Regions from separate parts of the Homo sapiens genome. Here all the other regions are linked to region 2. Evidence: chromatin contacts called from ENCODE Hi-C or POLR2A ChIA-PET data. All regions are on one chromosome and are shown on one strand. Each heading gives the region's core, a stretch centred on a gene start or an enhancer-like site at or near the end of the contact. The rest is flanking DNA. Distances are from core to core; before and after follow the strand shown.

Evidence for each region. A loop is a pair of places that touch in the nucleus more often than their neighbours do. ChIA-PET counts read pairs that join two places held with the same protein, here RNA polymerase II (POLR2A). Pooled maps may share reads with other maps.
Region 1: a map with no recorded cell type shows a loop between it and region 2 (2.4-fold over the local background). The contact joins two enhancer-like sites. A Hi-C loop is called at or near these places in 2 of 37 single-sample maps with no recorded cell type and 7 of 50 pooled maps.
Region 3: a loop to region 2 is called in a map of aorta, with 2.1 times the contacts of the local background. The contact joins two enhancer-like sites. A Hi-C loop is called at or near these places in 1 of 168 maps with a recorded cell type or tissue (aorta), 3 of 37 single-sample maps with no recorded cell type and 10 of 50 pooled maps. POLR2A ChIA-PET finds 5 or more read pairs at or near these places in 1 of 52 experiments (T-cell).

Annotation. Positions count from the first base shown.
Region 1 is chrX:9,645,585-9,648,715 of GRCh38, forward strand. All of the region lies in intron 3 of TBL1X (transducin beta like 1 X-linked), which reads left to right. Among named protein-coding and RNA genes, the nearest start is that of GPR143, 120 kb to the right of the region's middle. Within about 2 kb of position 1,337, at least 3 of the 41 ENCODE cell types and tissues checked have a DNase peak (open chromatin) inside an H3K27ac peak, as active enhancers do.
Region 2 is chrX:9,564,959-9,567,865 of GRCh38, forward strand. All of the region lies in intron 2 of TBL1X (transducin beta like 1 X-linked), which reads left to right. Among named protein-coding and RNA genes, the nearest start is that of TBL1X, 100 kb to the left of the region's middle. Within about 2 kb of position 1,558, at least 5 of the 41 ENCODE cell types and tissues checked have a DNase peak (open chromatin) inside an H3K27ac peak, as active enhancers do.
Region 3 is chrX:9,675,809-9,678,720 of GRCh38, forward strand. The region is part of intron 5 of TBL1X (transducin beta like 1 X-linked); the gene reads left to right. Among named protein-coding and RNA genes, the nearest start is that of GPR143, 89 kb to the right of the region's middle. Within about 2 kb of position 1,568, at least 6 of the 41 ENCODE cell types and tissues checked have a DNase peak (open chromatin) inside an H3K27ac peak, as active enhancers do.

The sequences.
Region 1 (3,131 bases), core at 87-2,586, 80 kb after region 2:
ACGAAGAAATAATTCTTTGATTATATTTACCATTTCAGACCATTGACTCCAAGTAAATAAATATAACCGTAAAACTAATGGGAAATTTTTTACTTTGCGGGGAATATTTTCGTACTGAAAGTATTGTATATCTGATTGTGGGTAAATGGAGAGAAGTGTATGAAAGAAAGCAAGCAACATAAAATATTTTTATGCATTTCTCCCCAAACTTTTCCTCTGTATGTGTTTTCCTACAGGTTTGGGTCAAACTGTAACCTTGTTGGCCCTCTTTTCTGTTTTGTTGTCGCCCCCTGCCACCCAATTTGGGACATATCATAAATATCTTTCCATTAACCTAGCTTTGAAATTTTTAACTTGCACTGGAAGACCACAGCGTTTAATGTCAAACAACGTAACTTTAAATCCTAGCTTCGCTGGGATTTAAGTTGGTTATCTTCCCTAAGCCTTTATTTGTTAAACCTATAAAATGGTAATAAGAGTAATGGTCATATTTATCTCTTGGAGTTATGACTGGTGAGATCGATCGTATCGTGCACATAGCACTCACACCTGATAGCTAGCATACAATCCATGCCGTGTATTGGTTTCTAAAATCATCTTCATGGCGGCCTGATAGTTCCCATATGTGTTCACTGCAATTTATTTCATCGTGCTGTCACTGGACAATGAGATTGTTTCGAGAACCACACATTGTCTTCTTTACAATTACATAGGATGAAAAGATGTGCAAAGTGGTAAAACAAGCCTGTGTCAGCCCCCAAATAAGCTGCTCCCCAGGCAGATGTTAGAAAAGGTGTATTGGGATTTATATGTAAACTTTATACATACATTTAAAATTCTGTCTTAAGCTGGTTACTGATTGTGAAATGAAAATAAACTCAGTTTACATCTGAGCAGAGAAAAGAGCCGCTGCCTCCAAATGGGCAGAGTTTGCTCGTTTCCATGAAGCAACTTGGAGAAAGAGGTGCCCTTTAGAGGCTGAGGTCAGTTCAAGCAGATCTTCCAGTGACCCTGGCTCGGTCCAGTCTGCATGGAGACAAGCCCCAAAGACCTGAGCCTTGTCCAGGCCATCCCTCCAAGCAATGGATTCTTCCAGCACAGACGCCAACAGCCTGACTAATAGCAGCCTAACTAATGACACTCACTTTCTCAGGTGCCTTCAGAAACCAAGGGCTGCTTTAGAAGATCTTTAAGATGTTTACATAACAGGGCAAATGGCTGAAAGATAAAGCTTCCCCTCCAGTGATGTCAGAGGAGCTCTGTGCGCTGCCCTTCCTACAATACACGCCCCCTTCATCAGCTCGTGCTTCCTTCGCTGTTTCAGAACACGGCTGGCCTCTTGGCAAGAAACGAACTTGCCCTTTCTGTCCTTAACTACCAGCACCAGCTCTCCAGCAGGCCCCATGTGATTCTACTTTTTAAGATAATTAAAACAGCAATTAAGATTTTGTTTGGGGCCAGTGTTCTCCCACAGAATGATGGCATATTGAGTGCTCTAACTACATACTCAATGAAATGAAACTCTTAAACAGCCATTTCTCCTGGGACCGAATGCTGAACTGTTTTGTGAAGGGAACTGCGAATTAATAGGACTTTTGGCCACCTTGAAACCAAGGCTTAAAAAAAAATACTATAAATAATCTCCCCTTCAGCTTCTTGACGGCTCTAAACCCCAAATTATCACTTATATTGAATTACTTATCTTTAGCAGAGAAACTTCAAAAATGCCATCAGCCCATGCTCGTTTGTTCTTCTTTGCCTTCTTTAAGCAGCACAGTGAGAGAATGTTGTGGCTTTAACCCAAAGTGGAAGGTGGTTATTTCGTTTTTGCGCAATCACAACTCCAAACACCTCAAATCAACCTAATTGAAGGTGTCTTTAATCAAAGCTGGGTCAGGCAAGAAAATAAACACAGTTGCTCTAATTAAGACTCCCCTCTCATCCCCCTCCTGTTTGGGGCCAAGGAGGAGCTGTGAGTGCTGCCAAAACTCTCCTTTATTTTAGAACTGGAGAAATTGGAAAACATCCACAGGAGTTCTCAGAACTCGAAGGCTGGAAGCGGATGCTGTTCGGGAAACCGGTTAGGTGTTAGAATGCGGCTTGTGTCTCCAGCTGTACATACTAGAAAAGAATGCCCAAACACAGGCCTCTGGTGGTAGTTCTTTTTGGTTGGGCTTTATGTGTGCCACCTTGCCTGCTTGACATTGCTGATGAGCCAGGACGAGGAGTCGAGCCCTGAGTGGTCATGGGCGAGGCAGGTGTGTGTTTCCCTGATCCTCTCCTACTGACCTTTCAGGTCTCTCTTGGGGAATTGCTGGAGGAGCTAAAATACCAGCTCCCACATACTGGATATTTTCTGTGCATCGGGCTCTGCATAAAAGCATTGACTCCTCACACTCTCCCCTTTACATAGGGGCTATTTGATACTCAGTTTAGAGATAAGGAAACAGCCATATAACTGACCCTCCAATCCCAGGGCTAGATAGTGGTGCAGCTGCCCCTAGAAGTCAGGGTCTCTGGCGCTTGGCCAAAGGCTCCCTGAATCCCACATCTTTACCTGTTCTCTGTGGCTCTCAGGACGTGAGCTACCTTATCTCTAGCCAATAAGCCTATACGGATGGGGACTCTCACCCTGATTTACCCTAACTTTATTGTAATAAAGTCATAACTGTCATAAGAAGTAATAGTTGCAATAAAAAGTAGTAATTGTAATAAAGCATGAACATTCCAAACTCCATGTTATTTGTCCACAAAAATAGTTCTTGGCACAGAAGACAAAGGCGGACTTTTTCCCACAGAATACATAGCTGTCGATGGCACTTTGCTTTGAACCTTGGTGTAGAGGGCAGTCCTCATGCCCTGGGCTGAGGGGTGCATGTGACACATCATTAAAAGTCAAAAATCATTTTCATAGAGCAGGTCCTCCCCACATGTACACCCAGAGCTCCTGTGCTTCTCTCCTCTTTCTCTGACTTCTTCCAAAATCGTGGGTCTTGTCTCCATCAGTCAAGAATTTAACTTTTCTTCCAAAACATCCCCCTCCTCTTCTGTGAAGGAAGGTGCTTGTGGACTGGCCTTAGGAAATGTCGCCCAGACAGGAACGGCACACCAGTGTGCCATCACTCAAGCCA
Region 2 (2,907 bases), core at 308-2,807:
ACACAAAAAGTATACTAAAAAAAAATCATAGGCTGGGTGCGGTGGCTCACGCCTGTAATCCCAGCACTTTGGGAGGCCGAGGCGGGCGGGTCACGAGGTCAGGAGATCGAGACCATCCTGGCTAACACGGTGAAACCCCGTCTCTACTAAAAATACAAAAAAAATTAGCCGGGCGTGGTGTTGGGCACCTGTAGTCCCAGCTACTCGGGAGGCTGAAGCAGGAGAATGGCGTGAACCCGGGAGGTGGAGCTTGCAGTGAGCCAAGATGGCGCCACTGCACTCCAGCCTGGGTGGCAGAGCGAGACTCCGTCTCAAAAAAAAAAAAAAAAAAAAAATCATAATCATACTATATTGCCCACTCAGCAGTGCCCATTCCATTGTCAAAGTAATATATGTGAAATATTGATTTAGCTGAAAAAAAAAGTTATATGAGCTATCGAAAACGTGGAAGGGTCAGTGTAAGATTGGTGGTGGGAATGTAAAAAACCAACAATCCTTACCTATGTGTGTGAAAATCAGTAAGTGATATCTAAACTTGATGTATTGATTAGAGTATCACAAACAGACTATTTAGAAACATGGAAGTCTGGCCAGGCATGGTGGCTTATGCCTGTAATTACAACACTTCGGGAGGCCGAAGCGGGAACGTCACTAGAGCCCCGGTGTTTGAGACCAGCCTGGGCAGCATAGCGTGACCCTTTCTCTACCAAAAAATTTAAAGCATTAGCCAGGCATGGTGGTGTGCTCCTGTGGTCCCAGCCACTGGAGAGGCTGAGACAGGAGGATCACTTGAGTCCTGGAGGTCAAGGCTGCAGTGAGTCGTGATGGTGCCACTGCACTCCAGCCTGGGTGACAGTGAGACCCTGTCCCAAAAACAAAAAACAAAAACAACAACAAAAAAACAAACTTGGAAGTCACTATGCAGGGAACAGCACCAATAACAGAAACAGCTCCAAGAAAGTGGTTGCTTTGGGAAGTGGAATTGGTGATAGATGGTGCTAAAAGGCATGTAATTAATAAAAGGAGCCTTTTGCCTCACCTGCATTTTAAAAAAAATTTTGTACATGTATTACTTTGTAAAGACTAAAAGTGGTTTGGAAAGTGAAAGTATAGGATATACTATCTGTATAATTACAGACATTTTGGCATAGTTAAAAGCAGGGTTTCACAACCTTGGCATTGATTGACGTTTGTGTCAAATAATTCTCTTTGTTAAGAGGACCTGTCCTGTGTGTTGTGGGATGTTCCGCAGCATCTCTGGCCTCCACCCACTGGATGCCAGTGGCATTCCTCCGCCAGTCCTGACAAATAACAGTATCTCTAGACATTGCCCAATGTTTCCTGGGGGTCAAAATTACCTGTAAGAACCACTTGTTTTGAAGGATTTTTAAATATGTCATTGAATAAACCTCAATATATAACCCTGCTGTTTGATATTGGTAATACAGGAAACACCAGCTTCCTTACACAGACCTTGAACCCTGGAGCAAATGAAGCGGTTTGGAATCCTCTGGCACTGGAACACCCGCAATGCTCATGCTGGTGCATGTATTAGTCAGCGTCTGGCTCTTGGCCCGGTTAATTCAGAGCTCACTAAAAACAGAAAAGGGATCAGGAGGAAACTGCAGCTTCTCTGTCATGCTTAGTGGCTTCTGAAAACATATTTTAGATTTTTCATGTTGCTTTCATGATGGTACAACTTGAATTTCTCTGGAGTTGAAATGTTAATCATTATGGCAAAAATATTGCACCCTTTGGATGCATTCCAGTGCTCAGGTGGCTGCGGACAGATCCTCTCTGTCTCTCTGCTTCCCTCCACAATTCTTTTGCAAGTTCTTAGTTAAGTTATTGTCAAGTGTTTTTCCCTAGAATTGACACAGGAAGTCAACAGGAAAATGGTATCTCAGATTTTTTGATGTGGATGAAACCTCATAAATAGTTTAAAACCCTCATTTCACAGCTGAGGAAACTCTGGTGCAGAGAGGGTTTTTTACAATTAATTGGGAGCACAATGGGGCCTGGAACTCTGTTCTTCTGTTTTACTCTTTCCTTTTAAAATACAACATGTGTGCCCAGTAATGCTGGAGGAGGATGATAGAACGGGCTGGGGAAGGGCTAGGGCATCTGGCGGGTCATGGGAGTTTGTCAGGATTTTCGCACTGTTAGAAGTTCTCAGCATCCTCTGCCAGGGGCGTGTACCCTTAGTAAGCTTAGAGAAAATGGCACAGAGAGGCAGGAAGTGTAGTTTCCATGATCTTTCCAGGAGGTGCTCCTGTACCTCAGTTCCTGATGGCCCAGAACTGGGTGGAGAGTGTAGGCTGGTGCATTGGCGTGTCTGACAGGGAAGACCCTGGCCTCCTTATCTTGCAGCTCTTGCTACCAGGGCACTCATGGAGCCAGCGTGCACCGCCACTGCAGCTGTTCTTGAAGAAGTGGCCAGAAGAGTGAAATTGGCCCGTTGAGGAAGGGTGTGGAGCTGCTTCTCTGTGGGTCCCTGCATGACTTCCCTGTTCCTTCCCCTGGGATCAACCTTCCTCACCCCACATGGTTCAGCAGATGAGGGTTAAGTCTGCCCCAGCTTGGGGGACGCTGGTGTCCCACTCAAACCGGTTGTCCAGTATTTTGGTGCTGCACCAGGAGAGTGCCATCTGCAGTCTGCAGGGCTGTCTTGCCCAGGTGGCCCCTTCTTCCCTCGGATGGATGGGGCATACTGTTCTGACCACCATGTCTCCTTCCAGGCCACATCCTCTTTCGTGAGCACTGTGAGGGCATCACCCCACATTTTTAGAAACCTCAGCGCCCCATCTTGCCCCCATCCCTTGCCTTTGGCACCACTTAAACTACAGCCTCATTCTCTTCCTCCTCGCCTGAGTTCTCCAGCCAACTCAAGTGCCACCTCCTCCATGA
Region 3 (2,912 bases), core at 318-2,817, 110 kb after region 2:
TGAACCTGCGAGGCGGAGGTTGCAGTGAGCCGAGATCATGCCATTGCACTCCAGCCTGGGTGACAAGAATGCAACTCTGTCTCAAAAAAAAAAAAAAAAAGAAGAAAGTAATTAAGATACATAGAGAAAAGGGACTGGAAGAAATCCCCCAATGTGAGAACAGGAGTTGTGTTGATTGTTTAACAATGTGAGTTAATTTCTCCATCTTCCAAATTGCTTTCTCTTATATTCCCAAAGTCATATCTTGACTTTTGTTTGAGTGTGATTTGCAATGGTGCTATCCGTCGTAAATCTCTGGTTTAGCATTCATGCTGTCTTCCAATTTCCAAATATTGAATCCAGAATTCATGAGTGTTCCAAGGTGCTGGAGACCACACTGTAGGGCTGGAGGACATGAGCGTCTCTGCACCTAGCTCTTCCTAGTAGCTGACTTGCAGCAGGAGCTGAGGCTTCTCCTGGCATCACCTCCACTACAATTCTCTGTGAGCATTTCCAGGAAGCAGCACCCCCTACCCTAGCCGAGGCCCGTCCAAGGTTGTCTCGTTGTCCTAGCCCGCCATTGCCCTGGGAGGAAGTAGCCACATGAGTTTATGGCCTGAGTAATGCTTTTCCCTCCTGGATGCTCCCCACATCTAGAGGATATGAAAATAGTCTTGGCAAGGGTGCCTGGTCTGCGCTTGTCAGCGGCCTGAGCTGTATTCAGCCACCACCCTTGGGGTCCAGGCCAGATGTTATGGCAAAACCGTATTTTAACGAGATCCTTCTGGTATTTCTTTTGGACGCCGTCCGAGGCAGCTTCATTTTACGCTAAATTCCATGTTATGGTGGGTCATCTCAAACAGGTCTGCAGCGCATAAAAATGTTCTCACTGCACTCTGTTTTCTGTAGCAAAATGTTGTTGGAGGTTAGGATGGGAGTTGAGGACTGGGCCTTGAGGGTTTTTTTCATATAAACACATTAAAATGGAAAGCTGATATGAACACGTTCAGTGATATAGACTGCAAAGGCAAAAAGAATTCTCCCCAGCATATTTTTTTTTCTTTTTACCATGGATGTAATTGGAGTTTACATATGATAAGAACTGCTTCTTGGGCAGAAAATGTAATCCTCTGGTGAGACTAATCCATCATTGTTGAAGTGAAGGGAACTGGTAGTGAATTCGCCCCACAGATGAAGATAGGATTTCTAATTCCCTCGCCTTTTCTGTTTACTGTTCCTAACTCCGTGAGAGTGTGCGTGTGTGTCTGTGTTTTCTTCACCATTTGATTTTTCATCCCGGCTCCCACTTCCTCATCCTTGGCCTCTCTCGCATCTTTATTTTTATCACACCCTCCCCACCTCCACCACCTTGTCCCAGCACTGAGAGGAAAGTGGGCAGCTTTCCAGGCAGCTGCAGTCCTGCTGGAGAAACCTTTATGATCCAGGAAATATTGACTGAGGAGAAGCTGTGCTGACTCCGCTATGAATAAGGAGGTTGGAAAACTGTCAGCATTTGCAGAAACAAAAGGAAGTGCTACATATACGTTTTGGTTTCATAATGACTGTATTGTAAAACCCCTTCTCTTTAGCCTACTAGATTGGACAAGTGTGTTAACCAGTGGCTGTTTGGTATCCATTGATCATAGAGCTAGACCAACAACCAAAGTTGTTTACCTCTCATAAGGTGGCTTTTGCAGGCGTGCCAAAATCATATTATGAAACTCCCAGCCACAAATTCTGACATGTATTTTCACTTCCTATCCAATAAGGGATATCCCCACCCCTTTACTCCCCGACTACTGTAGTCATAAAGGTACACTCCTAGTTCCTCCCTCTCTCTTTCTCAGCTTCTCGGTCCCTGTGTGTGATAAGGTTTCTTGTTGCCCTGTGTGGCATGGTGTGGCACGCCCCAGCATACTCCCTTCCTTGGGAACTGAGTAATAAATTCTTTCAATGGCATTAGCCTCTTTGTGTTGTCACTCAGTCACCTCCATAAATTAAAACCCTTCAGGTTTTGTTGGCACTGTAAGGTAATTTATTTTCTCTACATAGGATTTTAGAATTGAAAGGGACCTTGTAGATCATTGAATTCCACCTGTCCATGGGTCAGAAAAGGGAGCTGGGGAAACTGTTAGGGGGCAGATCCAGGCCTTGGAGCACCTGGTTAAATGTGTTCTCCCCATAAGCCTAAGAAATGGTACCAAATTCTTATGTCATTGCATCCAATATGGTCCTTCCTTCTTTCTTCTCTTCTGTTTCTTTCCTTTGCTCTCAAGACTGGTGTATCACTTTGTCTCCCAGGCTGAAGTAAAGTGTGTTTGTTATATTGCAGTGGTTTTTTATTCGTATTATTATCATCATATTGTTTTTTGTTGTTTTTTTCTGGATATTTTTGATCTGTGGTTGGTTGATTTGGTGGACGCAGAACTATCGGATATGGAGAGTCAACTGTATATAAAATCAGGTCAGCACACTTTTCCTGTAGAGGAGCAGATAGTAAATATCCTCAGCTTTATGAGCCATGTGGTCTCTGTTGCACCTACTCAACTCTCCCATTGTAGTGTGAAAATAGCCATAGACAACACATCAACTCATGGGTGTGGTTGTATCTCAATAAAACTTTATTTACACACACTGGCAGTGAGCCAGACTTGGTCTGTGGGCCTCAGTTTGCAAGCCCATGATCTAGGCAATGCACAGATAGCAGATGGTGTCCCTCAGCTTTGGATAGCTGTAAGTATTACAAGTATGTGAGTCTGTTAAATACTTAATAAAAATTCCAGTTTTAATGTTACAAATTGATACCCTTGGTATTTGTTTTAGCTGAAGATGCAAAACCAACTCCACAGCTGCCTGAGTATTAAATTCTACTTTTCTCTGCCAAATAAGCAGTATTTCTAAAGGCCAGTGATTGATAACTTAGCAGATTTTGC